Linked DNA regions of Mus musculus: region 2 is linked to region 1. The links are chromatin loops, found by intact Hi-C in ENCODE. Cell type or tissue: heart. All regions are shown on one strand. Links, peaks and the distances in the headings refer to the core of each region. The heading gives the core; the rest is flanking DNA. Region 1 holds the start of Tex48 (testis expressed 48). Region 2 overlaps Tnfsf8 (tumor necrosis factor (ligand) superfamily, member 8).

Evidence for each region. A loop is a pair of places that touch in the nucleus more often than their neighbours do. Peaks named below come from ENCODE experiments on the same cell type or tissue, not always from the same donor. Only the 100,000 strongest peaks of a DNase experiment are listed, where the experiment ranks them.
Region 2: it touches region 1 in a loop (2.8-fold over the local background); 8 of 42 quality-filtered maps call a loop at or near these places.

The regions. Positions count from the first base shown.
Region 1 is chr4:63,616,825-63,628,107 of GRCm38, reverse strand. Tex48 (testis expressed 48) reads left to right here and starts at 5,675. Exons shown (of 5, transcript NM_029324.3): 1 at 5,675-5,702. In heart, for the core only: a CTCF peak has its summit at 5,458 (motif pointing left); no DNase peak of the experiment used is centred there.
Region 2 is chr4:63,838,493-63,849,775 of GRCm38, reverse strand. The region is part of intron 2 of Tnfsf8 (tumor necrosis factor (ligand) superfamily, member 8); the gene reads left to right. Among named protein-coding and RNA genes, the nearest start is that of Tnfsf8, 17 kb to the left of the region's middle. In heart, for the core only: CTCF peaks have their summits at 5,647 and 9,099 (motif pointing right); no DNase peak of the experiment used is centred there; H3K27me3 peaks cover 3,928 bases.

The DNA.
Region 1 (11,283 bases), core at 1,151-9,150:
CTCAGAGCTTCCAGGGACTAAACCACCAACCAAAGAGTACACGTGGAAGGACCCATGGTTCCAGACGTATATGTAGCAGAGGATTGCCTTGTTGGATATCAATGGGAGGAGAAGCCCTTGGTCCTGGGAAGGCTCAATGCCCCAGTGTAGGGGAATGTCAGAGCAGGGAGGTGGGGTTGGGTAGGTGGTTCAGGAGCTTCATAGAAGCAGGGAGAGGGAGGATGGGTTAGGGGGTTTCTGGAGGGAAAACCGAGAAATGGTATAACACTTGAAATGCAAATAAATAAAATATCCAAGAAAAAAAAAAGGAAAAAAAAAAGAAACCAGATATCTTGAATAGACCAATGACTCATTGCAGTGAACATTTGTAAGTGAAGATGTGTAGATACAGGGATATACTGTGAGACAGTGTATGATATACTACAGCTTCCACAATGAGATGTTTTCTATGCTTTTTTTTTGTTGTTGTTATTGTTTGTGTGTGTATTTTATTGGAGGGGGAGTTTGCAAGGTCAAAGGTCAGATATGAGGGGCTAGGGAGATGAAAGGGACTGTGGTGCATGGTGTGAAACTCACAAAGAATCAATAAAAAGGTTTATAAAAGAATGTTTAGGTCACAGCATCTTTATTTGTGACCGTTAAAAACTGGATTCTATGCAAATACCTTTCAGTGAGCATGGACTCCCAAAGACCTGTGGTCCATCGTTACTCAACAACGAAACAGTTAACCATCACTAAAGCAAGCTCAGACTGAAGGGGATCACGAGGAGAGCGTGCTGAGTAATAAACGCCAACCTCAAGTTTGTACAAGCACACAGCCCATTTCCGTTCATGTCACAAATATGAACTGACACAATGTGAGGATGGAAAGCAGGTTCCTAGGGAAAGAGTGAGTGTGAGAGAGCAAAGGGAGAGCACAGAGGGCCCTCCTAACTCAACATACGTTCTATGGGTGACACAGGGAATTGTACTTTTGATCAACTTGAAAGCCAATATCGCCAGCACGCGCGCACACACACACACACACACACACACACACACACACACACGAGAACATGTTAACTATGAGATTTACATAAGCTCTGTGGGTCATACCAGTGTTATTTTCCTGCTTCTGATCTTGCAGGAAGGATACAGGAAGAGCTGAGGGGGGGGAGGGTGCCATGGATCTTCTCTATACATTGCTTTGCAAGTTCCTATCGACATCATGCTGTCACAAAATCAAGGGGTTTTATCATTATTGCATTAGTCCGGGAAGGCACGCACAGAAGTCAGAAGATAACTTGTGGGCATGGGCTCTCTCCTTCCACCACGTAGAGCCTGAGAATCTAAGTCAGGTCACCAGGCTTGGAGGCTCGGGAGTCGGGAGTGGGAGGCTCGGAGCAGGAGCCTTTTCCCACTGATCCATCCCACCAAAATAAAGGTTTTCTTTTGTTGTAGTTATTGTTGTTGCTTTGTTTTATTTTTTTTCCAAACCTGAACTTATCCTCATCCAAAATTTGTTCCTCTTTCCAAATTTTCTGATTTCACAGCCACAGATATAAAAGACATGGAGGTGTCGGCTCAGGCTCTGCCTTGTCCCTCACTCACAGGACGATTAATATTATCAACTTATCTGGATTTAGAGTCACCTAAGAGACAAACCTCTAGGCAAGTCTGTGAAGATGGTTCTAAGCTGAGTTAATGAGGTGGAAAGATCCATGGAAAATATGATTGGCACCAATCCATGGGTTCAAATCCTGAACTACATAAAAAGGAGAAAATGGGTTAAGCACCAGCATCTCTCTCTCTCTCTCTCTCTCTCTCTCTCTCTCTCTCTCTCTCTCTCTGTGTGTCTCTCTCTGTCTGTCTCTCTCTCTCTTTCTCCCTCCCTCCCTCCTTCTTAACTGTGGATACCATATGAACAACTGCCTCTATCTCATAACCCATGCCTTCCCCACCATGGTGGGTCAGAGTGTCAAACCATTATAAACCAAAATAAACCTTCCTTTCACTAAATTTATTTTTTCAAGTTCTTGGTCACAGCAATGAGAAAAGTAACTAGCCCTGATCTTAGCATCAAATAATACTGATGCAGCAATGGCAACAACATTCACTGAGTGTGTCTCCTCTCCCGGGAGCTCTATTTACAGGCTTCCAGGACTGGTCTAACTTGTCCCTCAAATCAGCTCTACTAATTATTCCCGCTGTAAACATCAGGAAACTGAAGATCAGAAGGGTTTATGGTTAAGGGCAAAGTCGAACAGTAACTTAAGATAATAAACTTCCTATCCATGTGATCTGTCCCCAGACCTGACTCATCCTAACCCCAGTAACTTAGTTCAAGATTTCACTGCTCACTGCCTGAACCAGACCAATACAGGAAACTTCAGGCTAATCTTCTCACTCCAGACCCAAGGAGAGGGAAACAGCCTTATCAGACATCCTTGAACAGTAAATCACCCCAAACAGAAGGCAAAGTCTTAGTTCCCAGGCATAAAGGGATTTCCCCCCCCCCATCAGTATTTTCACCAACTTGAATATATAAAGTGTAGTGCATGAATCATGAAGTACCTGCTTACAAGGATTCAAAGACTGTCCGCATTTACAGCTCCATGTTGAATGAAACTATTTGGAAACGTGACTCTCCTTACTCTCTGTGTCCTCAAACAATCTCACTCAACTGCTTCATGAGCTCTTTAAGATCAGTGTTCACAATTTCCGCAAACAGGGATTTCCAAGAGTAAGCTATCTTCAAGTCTGACTCTTGGGGAATCCTGGTTGTAAGCTCATGTTTAATGCTGTTCATGCAAGGTTCATCTAAAGGATGCCTCCATGACAACGGGGAAATTAAGGATCCTCTGAAAACCATTTGGACAAGTGTTCAAGGTAGCAAGAGGCGATACAGGGGTTGGAGAGGGTTAAGCAATAATGAGGGCAAAGAGGTGTGGAGAAGGGGAGAGGGTGTTGGGAGAGTGGATAGCAGAAACTTGGGAAGAAAACATGGGTCCACTTTGAGAACCAACTTCTTTGTGACTGGATTTGAGAAAATTCATACCCAGTACTCTAAACATAACCAGAAGTCCATGCCTGGGGAAGTGACAAGGCTTAGGGAAGACCCTAGTGCCGTTGATTTACTCAGCAGATGTGCTGTCAAACTGCCTTCTGAATATTTATATTGATGCCTACTGACTATTGTTGCTCTGAACCTTAGCCAGGGAAACTTCTTGTTGTGTAATAATTAATGCAGAGGCTCATATTACATCAAAATGCTCAGAATACAGGAAGACTGAGTTCTGAACCCTGTATAAGACATCTGTATCACCCATCCCAAGGCTAGGGGAAGGAACATCATGGGAAGAGGAGGAAAGGTTAAGTTTCAGATAGTGGATATAGCACTATAAAATGTTGTCTGCTGGACAGGATACATTCATTCACTCATAAACTCACGGGAACTGTGGTTATCTGTACAAGGCCCTTGACATTCTGTCACGGATGAGGAAGAGGCTCCAGAGGCACTCCCTGAGCAGCCATTGGCAGTGAACGGCTACCAAGGATGGAGGAGCCATTTTCTTCAATGCAATAGCCACTTGTTAATAAATAACCCCCAATCCATGCTCATAGAAACAGCCTTAATCAAACTCAGTAAGTCACAAAAACGAAAAAGAAAGAGGTGAAGGGAAAGCCATGAAAGCAGGATGGGGACTCTGAGAGGGAAGGGGGTCCTTATGAGTAGGATGATAATGAGGGGTAGATGTGATCAAGAATCCATTATGTGCATTATCAAATAACAAGAATAAAATAAAAATATAAAACTATTCTGTAAGCCAATGGGTTTCAATACTGTCTGAAAATTTTTCAAACCTACTAGTGCCTGGATTCTACCTTCCCAACACACACACACACACACAGAGAGAGAGAGAGAGAGAGAGAGAGAGAGAGAGAGAGAGATCTTCTGAGCTGGGAGCTAGAACTGGCATTTTCTAAAGCTTCTTTGAGCATTTCAGAAGCAGCCTAGAGTTGAGAGCCATCATGTGGGTACATCATGTGATTCCCACATTGTAATTCAGCACCTTTTTTAGTGTATAAGTGTTTGCATGTAGAGTCCAGCGGACACCAGGCATCCTCAGCGTCATCTTCAGGAACAGCATCTACCTAGCTTTCATTATCATTATCGTTGCTGTTTGTTTTCATTTGATTACCTCTTTTGAGTCAGGGTCTCACTAGGTAGACCAGGCTGGCCTTGAACACAAAGATTCCCCTGCCTCTCAGAGTCCTAGGGTTAAAGGCATGTGCCATTATATTCAGTTTATCATTACATTTGAGACAAGGTCTCTACTGGCCTGGAGCACACCAATTAGGCTAGACTAATCAGCCAGCAAGCTCTTTCTTCACTTCCAGTACTGGGATTAAAAAATGCACAACCACACCCAGAATTCTTTTCAAAGTAAATCGACTTACTTTGGGTTAAAAAGTTCCAATACTAAGGGTTTTTTTCTAGGCAACAAATGACTGTTGAGGGAGAATTAGCCTCCCCTAGAGAAGAGCCCTTAACTGTTTATCCAACGCAAGATGGTCAGCCCTAAAACCATATGTACACAAACAGCAAAAAAAGAATAGACTCAGCATATAGTATGTATATATTTGTGCATGCCTACACATATAGCAACATATTGCATAAGTCCTAGGAATTGAACCCAGATCCTCATGCATGCACAGCAGGCATTTTATCAACTGAGCCATCTTACCAGCCCCAACTTAATACATCCTGATTACACAAAGAAATCACCAGGAAAGCTTTGAAACCATACTGGTACCCAGTGTCTAGAGTCCCTGAGATTCTGACTTGTTTAGGAATGGACCCCAGACAGTCCAAGTTTCAACAACAGTACAAGGGAAGATGATTGGCAGCCAGACCCGAGACTCTTCAGTGCTCCTATGAAGAAGCAGTGAGTGCTACTTGCCACTGGTACTTTTAAAGTTGCTTAACCCCCATCACCCACCAGCACATAAGTCCAGCACTGACTTCCATTTGTTTCCATCTTCTGTTATACCATGACCTCTACATGCATCCAAAGACAATGCTGATAGAGGGGTTTCACCTAACGTGACTCCCCCAAATAGCACCAAGATGTTCCAAGTGGGGAACTGAAAGCCCACCCCATAGGGTGAGGAAATTTCTAGGAATCCATCAGGAATCAATTCCTCTTTTTCTGGAAGATGGGTTGGGAAGAAATGTCACTTGTTTTTACACATTGCCACCACTCCCCTTCTGTGGAGTTGTTACTACAGCATCCAGGCACCTGCCCAGTGCTTACAACTCTGATGTCATTTCATCCTGGAAATACATGGAGGACACATAACTATTATTCCTATTTTACAGAAGGACAGCTGAGGCATAAAGTCCATCTCCCTGAGGTTAATAGCCAGATACATTAGGAGACAGACCCTGCCCCATGCTTTCTCGTGTAGTGCTGTAGCGCCCCCTTCTGGCCTGACACCCTCAAAGTATTCCACACAGACAGAAGAACTTGGATTTCTGTTGCTCTGAGGGACAGCAATGGTGGACAGCTTGGCATCACACACAGAAAGATGGATCATGATAGGAAGGGTCAGCAGGTCACAATAGCCTCTTTCCTCCCCGCCTTATGGTCTAGTCCAAAAGCCGGGTCACTAACGTTCTCTGTGACATCACAGCCTCCTTTCCTCTCTGCCAGCAACAAGTAAGTGGGGCTCAAAGGTAAGGCCTAAGGGTGGGAGGGGTGACATTCCCTGCACCAAAGGGATGGCAGTGTCCCCACACTGGTGGAGACCTATTCATTTGCTACCAGCATCAGACACAATCCTTCCTTGGCCTCTACCCTCAGTTTCTCTCTGCCTACCACATCCCCACAACAGTGATGAATGACCCTAAGTGACTCCTCCAGCTCTAGAATCCTGCCTGCTTCACCTTAGTGACCTTGCTTCACCTGGTCAGCATGTTCTGAAGTCTCCGGAGACCTGAAACTTAAATAGGACAGGACAAACCAAGAGCCTCTTCTTTGACTCTTGTCCCCATCTAGAGATGGGTCATAGTACTGCATGAAAGTCTCCGCCCTCCTCCACTTCAACACCAGCATCTCTTACATTCTGAGGCTTCACAGCATGCCAGAAAGCTGTGCAGGCCACTTTCCATTGCTCTGAGTCTTCACATGCCACTTTGCTTTGCTTTGCTTTGCTTTGCTTTGCTTTGCTTTGCTTTGCTTTGCTTTGCTTTGCTTTGCTTTGGGATTTCCAGGTTACAGATCAAAGAGCTGAGGTTTTAAGACGCTATATATTATTTTTCTATGAAATAATCATAAAGAGTTATACCCCAAGGGATTAGGGATGTAGCTCTGTTGGTAGAAGGCTTGCTTGGCCTGTATGAAGACCCAGGCTCCATCCCCAGTACCACATAAACTAGGGATGGTGGCCTCCACCTTTAATGCAAGCACTTGGGTGGTAGAAGTAGGAGGTTCAGAAATTTGGGGTCATTCTTGCAATATGGAGTCCAAGGCCAGCCTGAGCTACATAAGACCCTGCCTCAGAAAAATATTTACTTTCCAGATAATGCTCTTGTGAGTTGCCGGTTTCCCTAAAAGATTTCCCAATTCTGGAGAGTAGGCAATTTACAACTGCCTATCATCAGGATTTCCAGGTAAAGATATGAAGAGCACAGCAGCCTTCATAGAACCCCATTCCAAGTTCCTGAAGCACAGCCAGTGGCTGTGATCTCCAAGGCCTATAGCTAAAAGGGACAAGGGCACAATGCAGTGTACGTTTAAGGGAGAGGGAGTTTGAGTACTTGTGTTTTCTTGTATGTGCATAAGCTATTTGGAGGAAAGGTTCCTGTTTGACATGTGGCACAGAAATGGAGTTTGTTTCCAGTTAAATGGAGAGCTGTGTTTTCACCACAGATAGAAGAGAGCTTTATAGCCAGTGCATAAGGGTCTGGGGAGGCACTAAGGCTACCTACCAACTGCTAGGATTCCAGAGACAAGAGGCACTTGGGCATCTAGGACCTTCTAGTATGAGATGACAACAGTGTGCAACTCTTCCATCATATTGGCCAGTAGCACTTTCATTAATAGATGACTTGTGATAATCTGTTAGCATCTTCCCAGGGAAGTAGGTCTGTGCCTAGGATTTGTGGATACCCTTTTCCCCTCTCTGTGTTACCTCCCCCTGCTCCCTCAATCCTAGTTGTAGGAAGACCCTCTAAGCTTGTCCAAATCTTTACCACTGACACCAGCTATCCTTGAATCTTTCCACTCACAAAAATGAGGTTTCTGGCTGCAGCACTGTTTCTTCTCAGCTTTGATTTTCAGTCTCTTGCTGTGCCATGTGTTGGACCGGAGGTGCCTAAAAAGCACTTGACTCTAAACAAGCATATGCTGAGTGAATGACAGGGAACAAACCATGGCTTCAATATCTTAAGAACTGGAAAACCTGCAAACACAGCAATCAAGAAGCTGAGGCAAGCCGGGTGGTAATGTGATAATGGTGTACACCTTCCTTTAATCCCAGTACTCAAAGGCAGAGGCAGGCAAATTTCTGGGTTGGAGGCCAGCCTGGTCTACAGAGATTTCCAGGACAGAAACCCTATCTCAAAAATAAAAAATAATTTTAAAAAAAGGAAACAAAAAACTCAGAGATGGAGGAGGAAGAGAAGGAGGAGGAGGAGGAAAAAGAAGGAAGAAGGAAGAGAGAGAGAGAAAAGAAAGAGAGAAAGAAAGAAAGAAAGAAAGAAAGAAAGAAAGAAAGAAAGAAAGAAAGGAAGGAAGGAAGGAAGGAAGGAAGGAAGGAAGGAAGGAAGGAAGGAAGGAAGGAAGAAGCAGAAATAATCCAGGTCAGCCTAGGCTATATAAGAAGACTTGAAGAAAAAGGAGGAGGATGAAGAGGAGGAGGAGGAGGACGAGGAGGAGGAGGAGGCTACCTACTCCTTTAGCTGAGATCTAGGTTGACTTCACCTGTAAGGATACAATGTGAAGTATTGGTAATAGGCACCCTAGTTAGCCGAAACATACAAACACATTCTATAATACAACCCATAACTGCCAAGCTTACTCAGTTATACATCGGGGTGTGGGCTGTGTGATTGTGTCAGTTACAGTGAAAGAAAATGATCTAGATGGTCAAGGTCTCTAGTCCTTCAAACTGTGGAAGAGGACACAGCCTACCATAGGTACCAGGGAGTCAACCACTTAAAATCACCTAAGTATTTGTTGCACAGAACGATAAACCCCTGACGGCACTGGGAAGACTGGTGCCCAACCTAACAGCAAGCCTCCTTAAGTAATCATTTCTACTACCCCCATATGACAGACAGACACAGGCTATTAGTTTCCAGAAGAGTAGGAAAGCACAATGGTGCCATACAAATGCCTAGTCTCTAGAATCCCTAGGATTCTGACTTACCTAGGAATGAACCCCAGACAGTCTGAGTTTTGACAATGGTGCAAGATTTATTTTTTCCTGCAACTTCTATGTCTTAGTCAGTGTTCTATTGCTGTGAAAAGACACCATGACCTCAGAAATTTGCATAAAGAAAAGCATTTAATTGGGGCTGTCTTATGCTTCAGAAGTTTAGTCCATTATTTTCTTGGTGGAAAGCATGGAATGGCAGCACTCAGGCAGACAAGGGAACACAGGCAGATAAAGTGCTGGAGAGGTAGCTGAAAGGTCTACATCGGGATCCTCAGACAGCAAGAAGAGAAAGACACTGGGCCTGACTTGAGCATTTGAAGTCTCAAAGCCCACCCCTAGTGACACACTTCCTAGAACAAGGCCACACCTACTTTCACAAGACCACACCTCCTACTAGTGCCACTCCCCAATGACCAAGCATTCAAATCTATGAGCCTATGAGGCTATTCCTTTTTTTTTTTTTCAGCTTTTACACACTATGTTACATGGACAACTAGATCCAATTTTTTTTAATTTTTTATTAGATATTTTCTTCATTTACATTTCAAATGCCATCCCAAATGTCCCCCATACCCTCCCCCTGCCCTGCTTCCCTACCCACCCACTCCGACTTCTTGGCCTTGGCATTCCCCTGTACTGGGGCATATAAAGTTTGCAAGACCAAGGGGCCTCTCTTCCCAGTGATGGCCTACTAGGCCATCTTCTGCTACATATGCAGCTAGAGACACGAGCTCAGGGGGTACTGGTTAGTTCATATTGTTGTGCCACCTATAGGGTTCCAGACCTCTTCAGCTCCTTAGGTATTTTCTCTAGCTCCTCCATTGTGGGCCATGTGTTTCATCCAATAGATGACTCTGAGTATGAGGCCATTCCTATTCAAACTATCACACCCTATTTTAGGTCTGAGCCTTTTATACAAAATAAACTTCTTGGTTCTTCTTAGTTACCCAAGATTATTCCTCAAAAGTCCTTGAACTATTGACCCATTTTTCATTTTGTTTGTGACTCTGAGTCTTTGTCCTCAAGAGTGGCTTTCAAAGGGACTTCTCAAGTCTGTTTTGCTTTTTAATTATACAAATTGAAAATTATAATTATTTAGATATCCTGGTCTTCTCCACCTTGTAATTAAATACTTTTTCCCCTTTGTCGATGGTCAAGTATAAAATAAACATCTCAGCACAGATATGAAACACCGGGGCCAGAGAGTAGCTAACAGAAGCCAGAGTTAGATTCAGTCACTGTCTGCTGCTCTGAAATTTGAGAGGAATCTGAATATTTGTACTCTGCCAGCTCTATCTTAAATCTCCCTCACTGGATCCAGCATCTAACATAGGTGTTTTCAGGGTTTCTGTGTGTTAAAGTTGAGCTATTAGTGTGGGTGTGAGGGGAAAGTTGGATGGGGAAGGAAAGAGGCAAAGAAAGTGGGTTTCAGAAGGTTTGAGTGGGAGCAGGATCTCTTGCTTTCTTTTGTTATTTCTTCTTCCTTTGTTTTCCTCACTAGCTCATACAATCTTCTCTTGTTTTCAATGTCCCACTTGAAATCCCTTGTTCTTAAAATCCAAAGTTCATAATAGGCCAGGAGTATTGGCATATGGCTTTAGTCCCCGCACTTGGGAGGCTAAGGGAGGAGGATCTCTATGAGTTCAAGGTCAAGTCTGATCTACATAGCAAGTGCAAGCCAGTCAGGACTACATAGTGAGATCCTGTCTCAAAAAAAGAACAAACAAAAATCCAAATTCATCATAATAGCCTTGGTAAGTCCACATCATTTGGTGAAGTTGTTGACATTAAGTAGACGAGAATATGAGTGGCAGAGAGGAGCAGTGTTTTCAGGAAGACGTGACAAGTAATATATGGGGACTGTGACAAATGGGAACGATTATACTATAATCAATTTTAGAGAATAATGCATCAGTGCAGTGTCTTAACCTAATCAAATAGTGTCTGGAAGAGACTAAGTAATCTGTGACTCAGAAGTCACTCCAGGGCACAGGCTAAATGAAGTGACTTTGGTTCGTGATTTAACAAAGCAGAGTATATGCTAACCAAGGTTTAAGAGAACCCTAGGCAACAGTCAACAATTTCCTTTAAGTAAACAGGCCAGCAGGCTGTGGAAGTCCAAGCATGGCATCTCCAGGCTGACCTGTGATGGGAGCTGCTCAGACCTAAGGGTCCACTCTTTCCTTGGGAAGCATTTGTCTGCAGGTCACGCGTGCAAGGCAACCTCACACAAAGAGTAAGGATGAGGCCAATGCCTGGATAAACGAAGGAAACTAAATGTAAAACATGAAAACAAAGTTTGTTTTTACAAACAGTAACCAGTTCTCTTAACTCCCTGCCAGCACTCCTTTCATTTTCCAGCCCAGCCCCTTCAAATCTCCCAATCATTCCTCCCTCAGTTCCCCAACAGGCTGCTTAAACAGTCCCTTCTCCCAGTTCTCCCAATGCTAGAAGCTCCAAACTATAGCAACTATTGTAGCCTATCGGCTCAGCTCAGCTTCCCCTGACTCAACTATTTCCTAACAATATCTTCTGCGCCAACTGCCTTTTCCTCTCTGCTAGCCCAATTCTATACCAACTGCCTTCTCTTCTCTTCTCTTCTCTTCTCTTCTCTTCTCTTCTCTTCTCTTCTCTTCTCTTCTCTTCTCTTCTCTTCTCTTCTCTTCTCTTCTCTTTTCTCTTCTCTCTCTCTCCCTCAACTGGCTTTTTTATATCCTATCCTGCTCCCAGAAATCTAAGAGGAACCCACACTGAAGGCTGTCAGATCAAGCAGCTCTAATAGCTAAGAATTCTTAAAGGGTTATTTGGTTAACAACTGGGGGATACTTTAAAGGGCCAGGTGGACAAAATAAAACAATT
Region 2 (11,283 bases), core at 1,851-9,850, 220 kb before region 1:
AGGTGGACATCCTCGCTAACTTGTTGCATATGTTCCTGTGGAGCTTTGCAAGGAGCGGCATGCAGTGATTAAACTTAATTCCTCCACCTCTCCTTCCATTGTCCTGCCACCACCCCGACTTAGATTTTTCTAGGAAAAATTGGAAGTTTTCATTTGGCAAGGGGCAGTAGCCACCTCCCATAGATATAATGTCTGTGGTAAAGATAGCCTTGATTCAGTGTCAGGACCCCAGCCACACTCACTAGCTGTTCTTTCTTGGTTGTAGAGTGCTCCAAACATTGGTCACCAAGTATAAAGCTCTTAACTAGTGGGTTACACTGACTAGTTACAGTGCTAGTTAACTAGCACTGACCAGAGCCTAGGATGCAGGGCTCTGCACACATGCTAAGCACAGGATATCCTTAGATCACATGAAATAAAAGAAAACAAAGAACAAAGTTGTCTTCTTGACAGCTGCTACGTTACACTTAAGATGAAAACACTCTTTCTGGGAAAGCATATCCCACTGTGCTCTGGTGTTAGACTGCCCCTCCCATCACAGGAAGAAAGTGACACAGATGCTAGGTTGGCTTTGTCATGTATTCTGTTTTCATGATCATAAGAGGCAGAATAAAGCAAACTTTCCATGTTACTCCCCGGTTTTTCATTTGAGGGAACAACTTTTGTTCATGAAATCCCAAGTTTGGGAAACTGTGGGTTTGACCACTTCCCAGCTCCCTCCTCACCTGTCCCTTGACTAGGAATATCCGAACAAGAACTAACACCAACACCAACACCAAAATAACCTCTGTCTTTAATTCAGGGGTTCGACAACTAGATTCTATTCGTCAATGCTGATAATACGCCTCACTAGGAATGTTAAATTTGCCTTAAAGACTTTTCCCTACTTCCTTTGGGTTGGTCTGAGGATCAGCCTTGAGAGTTATCAGTACGGGGTGGAGGGATGGGTGTATTCCCATTGACATTCCGTTTGCAGGTAAGTTTCTGAGATCCGGGAAGTCAGGGGGACTTGTTAAAGGCTATACAGAAGACAAAAGAGTCCTGCAAATATGAGACTCCAAGGTTTCCTCTGTTGCCCCTACTTCAGCCAGCACCCTGCTGTGCATGGCCCCTAACTCCCACTTTTAATGTACATGCATACTTACCTTGACTCCACAAATTGGGGGCCCTATAATAGGATGAGGGAGAAAAATAACATCTGAGGCCAAAACCTGGTTCCCACACCAGCAGGAACTGGTGTCTCTTTAGGAAAACTTTTCTCCCCTCTGAACATCACTGGACTAAATATACTAAATTAATTCAAGTTGGAGCTAGAAAGAATGCTTCTTTTACAAGCCTGTAGGCAGGTAAATGCTTGCTATGCAGCATGAAAGCCTGAGTCACATCCCCATCACCCACATAAAAAGCAGGAGCAGTTGTATATACCAATAATACAAGCATTGAGAACACAGAAACAGGAAGGTCTCTGAGTCTCACTGGCCAGGCAGCCTACCCAAACTGGAAGGCTCTGGGATCAGTAAGAAACCTTGTCTTAAGAAATAAGACAGTAGGGCCGGGCGGTGGTGGTACACGCCTTTAATCCCAGCACTTGGGAGGCAGAGGCAGGCGGATTTCTGAGTTCGAGGCCAGCCTGGTCTACAAAGTGAGTTCCAGGACAGCCAGGGCGATACAGAGAAACCCTGCCTCAAAAAAACAAAAAAACAAACAAACAAAAAAAAAAACCCCAAAAAAAAAAACAAGAAAGAAAGAAAGAAAGAAAGAAGGGAGGGAGGGAGGGAGGGAGGGAGGGAGGGAGGGAGGGAGGGAGGGAGGGAGGGAGAAGGAAAGAAAGAAAGAAAGAAAGAAGAAAGAAAGAAAGAAAGAAAGAAAGAAAGAAAGAAAGAAAGAAAGAAAGAAAGAAAGAAAGAAAGAAAGGAAGGAAGGAAGGAAGGAAGGAAGAAAGAAAGGAAGAAAGACAGCAAGCAATTGAGGAAGACATACTGTGTTGACCTCTAACCTCACATGTATGCACACATGAATATGTATGTGCACACACACTAGCAGAGCTCTTTGACACTTCCTGAGACTAGAATTCTCTTGTCCTATATAGAAAGAGAGAAAGAAATAGCCTGACAGTTGTCTGAAGAAAATCTGAAGCCACAATCTCTTTCACCAACAAACTAATCTTAAGCCAACACAAGAAACAAATTGCCCTTTTGGGAAAGGAAAAGAAGCAGGCAGGGAAAAAGAGAACACTGTTGCAAGACATCCCAGGCAGGGCAGACCTACTTTCCAGAAGTTCCTGGGAGGAAGTCCCAGGGATGGCATGAGGTTTGTCACAAGGACAGAAGCTGCAAGGATTGCAGCTACCATGACAGCTGTTGTAACCAGGAAACCAGCACTGACCAGAGCCTAGGATGCAGGGCTCTGCACACATGCTAAGCACAGGATATCCTTAGCTACAGGGAAACCACAGAAAACCACACCCGTGTTAGTAATGAGCCCTAACACAAACTTGTCATTCCTGGCCAGAATAGGACCCAGTCAATGGCTGACTTGCACTCGGCCCACTGTGCTTGAGGCTTGTTAGCCATTCAGTTGAATTCATGGACAAACTGGAAGGCTGGGAGGCAAGCCTGTCCTGTATGCTTCGTGCTGGGTTTTATTCTCTCCTCTAGCAGACAGAGGTAACATGCCTCCTGCAGAGAACCACCATGAACATGAAATCAAGCCAAAAATACACCTTCATGTTCCCACTTGGCTGGACCTCAGAGCATCCATCTGGTCCACTTTGCTCTTCCATCTTCCATGAAACAGTCTGCCTCCTCCACATACAGCTTAAAACCAAGGCTCCTGCATCCTCTTGTCATTTCTTGTTTTAATGTTTTGCTTCCAGTGAGTTTTGACTCTCTAGTGTTGCTCACTACTGGGCTCATTCGTCCAAATCTCAGATTATAGGGCTCTTTACCTGGATTTCCCAGGAGTTTCAACTACTGCCCTGGGTCTGCTTTTCCCCCTCCAGACCCCACCAGGCACCGTTCCTCACAAGGCTGGACTGGTAGGAATGAAGCTTAGCCAAGGCAGGTAGGTTAGACAGGATCTTGTACTGAATGAGATCAGGAGAAACAGCCTTCTCCAGAGACAGTTTTCAGTGAAACAGCTCTCTTTATTAGGGAAGAACAAGAACTATCTAACCCTTGGGGCATGGGTAGGGGCTTGCAGGGTGAGTGTTCATCTTTGGCTGGGGCACAAGTGCTGGGGAATGTTTCATTTGCATAAAGAGGAATCCCAGGTGCTTGTAGGACATATCCTTATAAGGGTGAGATGAAGTTTAACCTATAATCTGGCCAGCAGGCTATGTGACAACCTCAATGGTGGTGGAGGTGGGGGGTCATAAGGCTTACATTGCCTGGCCGTGCAAGCCCAGAGCAAGGAGGAAGCAGTCCTACTCCTGCCTGACTCAAGACAAGATTTTCAGGGTTTGGACACAATTCATCCTCACTCTTGCTCTGAACCAGCTCCCCTGGTCACACAGCTTTCCAGCCCCATGCCCAACAAAACCTCAAATCTTTGTATACCAATATCTGCAGAAGGATGTAAGATGTGCAGAAATGCTGTCAGGACAAAATGGTACAGTACTGTGCCTCCCAGCAGGTGGTGGAGGCGTCTGGGGTTCTCTTTTGTAAAGCTGAAGATATTTCAGCCACTAGGAACTTCTCAAAGGCTAGCATACTCTGTCACCAAGTTCTGGGATGGACAGAGAGGGCCACTGGTGCTTTGGGACAGGCTTGAGAGGGTCATGTGACCTGGAGTGATTCCATATCCTGTCATTAGAAAAAGTTGTTGGTTTGGGTTTTTTGTTTCTGTTTTTGGTTTTGGTTTTGGTTTTTGGTTTTGTTTTTTTGTTTTGCTTTTTTTTTAACTTGTTTATTTTGCTTTGGTTTTTTTCTTGCAAATGCTTATGTGGCCCATGGTACCCAGAGGTCCTTAATGTCCTGAGGATGTTCATACCGTCCAAAGCTAAAAGGGAAAAATGGGCATCAAAAGAGGTGAAATGAGGCAGGCTATATGATAAAGAAATACTGAGTGTGAGAAAACCGTACAGCCAGGGAGACTAATTTCTCCCCAGTATTTTACTGACCCAAATGGTCTATGACCATTTGTCATATAGAAGCCACACTGAAGGCACAAGGAATGACAGTCTTCCTTGTCCTCACACTCCCTTCCCCTCAGAAGAATAAACACTGGCTGGCAGAGTCTTACTCTGTCAGTGGAATGGGGCTGGATCCAGAATATCCACGTCTGCAGTTGTTACTCCTGGGTTCCATTTTTCTTCGTCCCCTTTGCAGCATCATACGATGCTTTCCCATGGGGATAAATTGCTTTTCAGCCGGTCACATACTTCACTTGCCACAAGGAACCTATTTGTTCCTCCAGTCAATCTTAACACACTCAATAAAACCTGCTCTTAAACCCACTTTCTTTTGCTCAAGGCAGAGATAAGAGGAATTAGGAATCTCTCTGTGGAAAATACCCAGGAAGTGAGCCATTCTGAATGATGTGGAATGGAGTCCTGCATAGGCTATCTAGCATTCTAAAGCCACAACTCCTAATTTTCATACATACCCAAAAAAGAATGAGGAGGCAGGAGACAACATGAGGTATAGGGGAGAGGAGAGAACACAAAGAAGGTAAAAAGGTTTCCATTTGATGCTAGAATTGCCAGATATAATTCCCAGTCTCCAGCTCCAGAGGATATGCCAACTTGCCTATCATCCTGCACTTTAAGAGGATGGAAGAAGGAGGGAAATAAAGGGAGAGGAGGGGGGAGGAGGGAAGAAGGGTAGATAGTACTAGACCTCAAACTGGTTCCTTTTTATACTCTGTTCAAGCCCCAGAGACATCTGTGTGCCAGGCAGGTAACCCAGGCCCCAGACCAGAGAAGGGGAGCCACTATTTGGTATTATTTGTGTGGTATGCAATAGGCTCAGTGTTGTCCATTATTCCATTTAATCCTCTTGCAAGCGGTTAAGGTGGATGCGCTCACTTTGAGGAAGAAGGAGCAACTCGGAAAGTCTCACATACTCGGGGTAATCCGTACAAGCAGTAGGGAACCAGGGTGGGATTTGGACTCACACGGGTCTCATATCCTGAGAGCGCTTCTGTGCTTCCGCACTGCAAATGAGCGGTGGCACAGGAAAGGCCATTTAGAATGTTAGAAGAGTCTTACAATGTTTCTTAAACAGCCCCACCACCAACTGTCAGGCCCATCAGTCTTTAACATGCATTACCTGCAATGAAGTGCCCTAGAGTCAGATGTGTTTACCTTACTACCACAACAGGTCAGCACTTCCAGCTCCCAAAAGCCTTCACAGTATTGATGTGGATCCTAACTTCATTTTAACCCATTTCTGTTCATTGTTTTCTCTGTGTTCAACAATAAGCATGCTGTCTATTAGGGATTTTTTTTTTCAAGGACCGTTGTGAATCCAGAGTCTCCCTTTTACATATGACTTCTCTTGAGATTCCTGTCTATATCATAAATATTCTTGGCCTGGTAGCATCAAGGAAATGGTTAGATTTGAAGGAATGTCTGTGAAGTGACCCTTTGCACAATGCCCGCCAGGTTAAGAGTTCCCATTGATCCCAAATTCGGCTGGGAATGAAGATTCCTCTAGATGTCGCTGTTGGGACTTTCCCTGGGTATTCATTCTCCAGGGAAGAAGAAACTAAAACGTTTCTTCTGTTTCTTCAAAGATTAAGATATTTCCAAGAGGTCTTCACCCTCCCCTCCCCCACAAAATCAGAGAGTCTCAAACAATTGTGTAGAGAACTGAGAAAACCTACTCTCACAGGCGATACAGTGTTTCATCCCTCCCCGCCCCACCCCTTCAAATCAGAGAGCCTCAAACAATTGTGTCCAGAAGTGGGAAACTCTACTCTCACAGGTAATACAGTGTTTCATTTTAATGAGCATCTCGTTATCTAATCCTCTCTGTATGGCATCACAGAGCTATCCCAAGAAAACAAGAAAAAGAGACAAAAAGAAAAGCGACCTCACATTCTCAGAGTCACGGCTAGCCATGTGCTGTGTCTGTTACTAGACATCTGTAATCTTAATGTGTGTCATATTAGCTACGCATCTCTGTTGAGTGTCACTGGGTTTACTTCACTGGTACAGTAAGGAGCTGAAGTTCTGGGAGAGGAAATGACGGATCCAACACCTTCACTAGAACCACATGTTCTCTGAGAAGCACCATCTGCCCGGTCCTTATAGGAGTCGTTCTGAAGAAGTTGACTAGGTCACAAATCATCTGACTCGAAAGCCCCATTTCCCTGACCTGTGACTTGACCCGGGCACTCTCCCAGACTCAGGATCAGGAAGGCACCCTGAAGCTGCTTTCCCAGCAACGTCCTCCAGCTGTCTCCTGAGGCTTCAGTCCCGGGTGTGTGTAATGGCTACAGACTCATCTCTCCTCCCTTTAACCCTCACTGCTCTAGAATGATCTAGAAAGGCATTTCTACATCTCAGTCAACAATGTTCCCCATCTAAATAGGAACGCTAAAATCTGAAAGAGAATATTCCAGACTCCCAACATCCAAACATCAACTAAGCCTCTTCTCTCAGAATAAACCCCTCCAGACTCAGGCACTGAGGAGACAGATTGCAGAGATACAGTCTAGATGCTCAGTCCACAAATCTCTGGAGCCACAGCAAGATTCCTACTGCCTGGGGCACCTATACAAGTCTTCATATCCACAATAGACTATCTTATCATGGGTTCACAAGCTGATGAGACTTGAGTTGCATGACTGGTACCCCACAAAATATTGTCTAGGTCTTAGCAAGATCCCTGTGACTTTCAAAGCGGCCAGCCCACTTTTTGAACAGCACTGACTGGCCAAATATTCAAGCTCCCATCTCTGTGACTTGGGTTATAACTTGGGTGTCCTTCTTATATGTCTGCCCCGGAAACCATGTGAGGAAAAGGAGATCAGAGTGGTGTTAGTTGTCAGCTGAGAGCATTTTAAGCCTTCAGAAGCCACTAAGACTCTTGGGGTTTGAACCCCACCACGCATCCTTCACTCTTCTTTTGCTGACACCTCCAAAAGTGAAGTAACAGAGATGGCACCCTTCTCCAAGGTCTTCTTCCAGCTCAACAGTGTCAATCTCTCAATACCCAGCCCCTCCTTGAACCAACTCCAGCAATGGCATTCTTAGAAGGAGAAGCCTGTGCTTAGTCTTAAGCATGAAACTATCTAATCAATTCTTGAAGAAAAACTACAGTATGCCTGCCATTTGACTTCAGGAAATGCAAATGCTTCAAAATAAGGTAGACTTTTTCCATCATTGGGTTTCTCAGAATTACAGCTGAGGTCACCCCACTGTACACATGAAGACCAAAGGGGAAAAACAGAAGAAAAAAACGCCTGCATGTGTGAGAGACAAGCCTGGGCTTGTACTTCTGCCACCATCTGTAGATGCTCAGCTCTGGCAGATATCACCACAAGCCACCTGATACAGAGGGACCTTAGGACTAGAGAGATAGAGCCTGTTTTTGATGTGACATCCTGGCTTTGATCCAGGGCATGAATCCTACTTTTCCACCTAACTTAGAATCTGTGAGAGTCAGGCCAATATTCTCCCTGCCAGGGGAAAAAGCAAGCACTCCTTCTCACTACACTGATGCCCTTAGCACTGGTCCAGCCAGAGCTACAGAAGGAAATAAGAGAGATGGTCTAGTTGACTCCACTCAGCAAATGCATCTTCTTGGCTGATCAGTAGGAGAGACTAAACAGTAGTCTCTGCCAGGATGTGTTTTAAAGGACAACTGGCTTGATAGAGGCAGGGCATTCCACTTGACAGGAACCAGAGGTATGCAGGTGGAAGCATATCCATGTAGTTGTGTACTGGAGCTGCACGTCTCCAAACTTGTGTAGAGTGGGGGGAAATCCGTTTGGGCATTAGAGTCACACTGACTGAGTTTTGATCTCCACCCTACTAGCAACTAGATGTGTGGCTGAGAACAAGCCAGTTAACCCTTTCTTATTCATCTATTTATTTATTTATATTCCAACTGCTGCACCCTCATCCCATTCCTCCCTCACAGAGTCCTTCTTCCCATTTCCCCTCCCCTTCTCCTCTAGGAGGATGCTCCCCCACTCCTCACCCATATATCCCCTCCCACCCTGGAATATCAAGTCCCTGCAGGATTAATTATGCACATCCTCTCCTGCTGAGGCAATACAAAGCAGTCCTCTGCTTCATACTTCATACGGCATCTGCATCTGTTTCAGTCAGCTGCCGGGTAGAGCATCTCAGAGGACAGTTATGCTAGACTCCTGTCTGCAAGCACAACATGGCATCCGTAATAGTGTCAGAGATTAGTGTTTACCCAAGGGATAGGTCTCAAGTTGGGCCGTTATTGTTTGGCCATTTCTTCAGTCTCTGCTCCATCTTTGCCCACCCTCCAGTTAAACTTTTAAAACCTATAGTTTCTAATGTAAATAACAGAGATAACTGTAAACTATCTCTCATGGGATGATTGTAAAAATTAAATCTCTTATGGGATGCTTGTAAAAAAATGTAAAAATGAAATCATGGCTGTAGCATGCTCAGTAAAACATTACAGAAATAGTCAACATTAGTTATGATGGTGGTAGTGGTGATGACATTTATTACTATTAAGACACAGAATAAAATGAGGGAGGGTATGGGCTGATACTGGAGAGATTGGGAGGAGTCAAAAGCCCATCAGAGCTGTAGGGAACATAAATTAGAAAGTGATTCACAGCAAAGAGAGTCCGATTTGCATCTCTCTGGTTTCTTTTGGTTGATGTTCTACAGTCCCAAAGATGAGATTGGACAACAGTCACACTTCCTTAGACTATTACACTTTGGGATCAAATTTCTGGTTATACACATCCACGAGTATGTGCAGGGCAGCAACAAGCCTCACAAGAACACTGCTTAGATGATAATTATGGGCTAAGATCTAGAGAGTGGAAGCTGGCCTTCAGCCTTTGATGGGCCAGAAGCCCCGTGTGAGTCCAGAACAGCTAGAGATGAATACTGCCCCTACTTCTGCTGGGGGTTCCTCTAGTAGTGAGCTTGCTCAGACAGCAGAGGGAACCCTTCACTCAGCTTCTAGCTGTTCTCGGGGCCCCAGGGTCTTTCTCGAATGAATCTGGACAATAAGATAAAGGAAGTAACTGGTAGTACCCATGTGTCTCTGTTTAGTTTCTGTTTCCAGGATCTGTCCGTTGGTGAGTCGGGTGTTGAAGTCTCCCACTATTATTGTGTGAGGTGCAATGTGTGCTTTGAGCTTTACTAAAGTTTCTTTAATGAATGTGGCTGCCCTTGCGTTTGGAGCATAGATATTTAGAATTGAGAGTTCATTTTGTAGATGAACTTTTGGTAGATTTTTACCTTTGATGAGTATGAAGTGCCCCTTCTTGTCTTTTTAGATAACTTTGAGTTGGAAGTCAATTTTATTTGATATTAGAATGGCTACTCCAGCTTGTTTCTTCAGACCATTTGCTTGAAAATTGCTTTCCAGCCTTTTACTCTGAGGTAGTGTCTGTCTTTATCCCCGAGGTGGGTTTCCTGTAAGCAGCAAAATGTTGGGTCCTGTTTGTGTAGCCAGTTTGTTAGTCTATATCTTTTTATTGGGTAATTGAGTCCTTTGATGTTAAGAGAAATCAAAGAAAAGTAATTGGTGTTTCCTGCATGGTACTGGTACAGCGACAGACAGGTAGGTAGATCAATGGAATAGAATTGAAGACCCAGAAATGAACCCACACACCTATGGTCACTTGATCTTTGACAAGGGAGCTAAAACCATCCAGTGGAAAAAAGACAGCATTTTCAACAATTGGTGCTGGCACAACTGGTTGTTATCATGTAGAAGGATGAGAATTAATCCATTCTTATCTCCTTGTACAAAGCTCAAGTCTAAGTGGATCAAAGAACTCCACATAAAACCACAGACACTGAAATTTATAGAGGAGAAAGTGGGGAAAACCCTTAAAGATATGGGCTCAGGGGAAAAAATTCCTAAACAGAACAGCAATGGTCTGTGCTGTAAGATCAAGAATCGACAAATGGGACCTCATAAAATTGCAAAGCTTCTGTAGGGCAAAAGATACTGTCAATAAGACAAAAAGGCCACCAACAGATTGGAAAAGAATTTTTACCAATCCTAAATCTGATAGGGGACTAATATCCAATATATACAAAGAGCTCAAGAAGCTGAACTCCAGAGATTCAAATAATCCCATTATAAAATGGGGCTCAGAGCTGAACAAAGAATTCTCAACTGAGGAATACCAAAGGGCTGTGAAGCACTTTAAAAATGTTCAGCATCCTTAATTATCAGGGAAATGCAAATCAAAACAACCCTGAGATTCTACCTCACACCAGTCAGAATGGCTAGGATCGAAATTTCAGGTGACAGCAGATGCTGGTGAGGATGTGGAGAAAGAGGAACACTCCTCCATTGTTGGTGGGATTGCAAGCTGGTACAACCACTCTGGAAATCAGTCTGGCAGTTCCTCAGAAAACTGGACATAGTACTACTGGTAGATCCAGCAATACCTCCCCTTGACATATACCCAGAAGATGTTCCAACCGGTAAGAAGGACACATGCTCCACTATGTTCATAGCAGCCTTATTTATAATAGCCAGAAGCTGGAAAGAACCCAGATGTCCCTCAACAGAGGAATGGATACAGAAAATGTGGTACATTTAGACAATGGAGTAGTACTTAGCTATTAAAAAATGAATTTATGAAATTCTTGGGCAAATGGATGTATCTGGAGGATATCATCCTGAGTGAGGTAACCCAATCACAAAAGAAGTAACTTGATATGCACTCACTGATTAGTGGATATTAGCCTAGAAACCTATCAAGGAGGAAGACCAACGCATGGATACTTCATTCCTCCCTAGAATAGGGAATAAAATATTCATGGAAGGAGTTGCAGAGACAAAGTTTGGAGCTAAGACGAAAGGAAGGACCATCCAGAGACTGCCTCACCCAGGGGCCCCATCCCATAATCAGCTACCAAACACAGACATTATTGCATACGCCAGCAAGATTTTGCTGAAGGGACCCTGATATAGCTGTCTCCTGTGAGACCTTGCCAGTGCCTGGCAAATATAGAAGTGGATGTTCACAGTCATCTATAGGATAGAACACAGGCCTCCAATATAGGAGCTAGAGAAAGTATCCAAGAGCTGAAGGGGTCTGCAACCCTATAGGTGGGACAAAAATATGAACTAGTCAGTACCCCCAGATCTT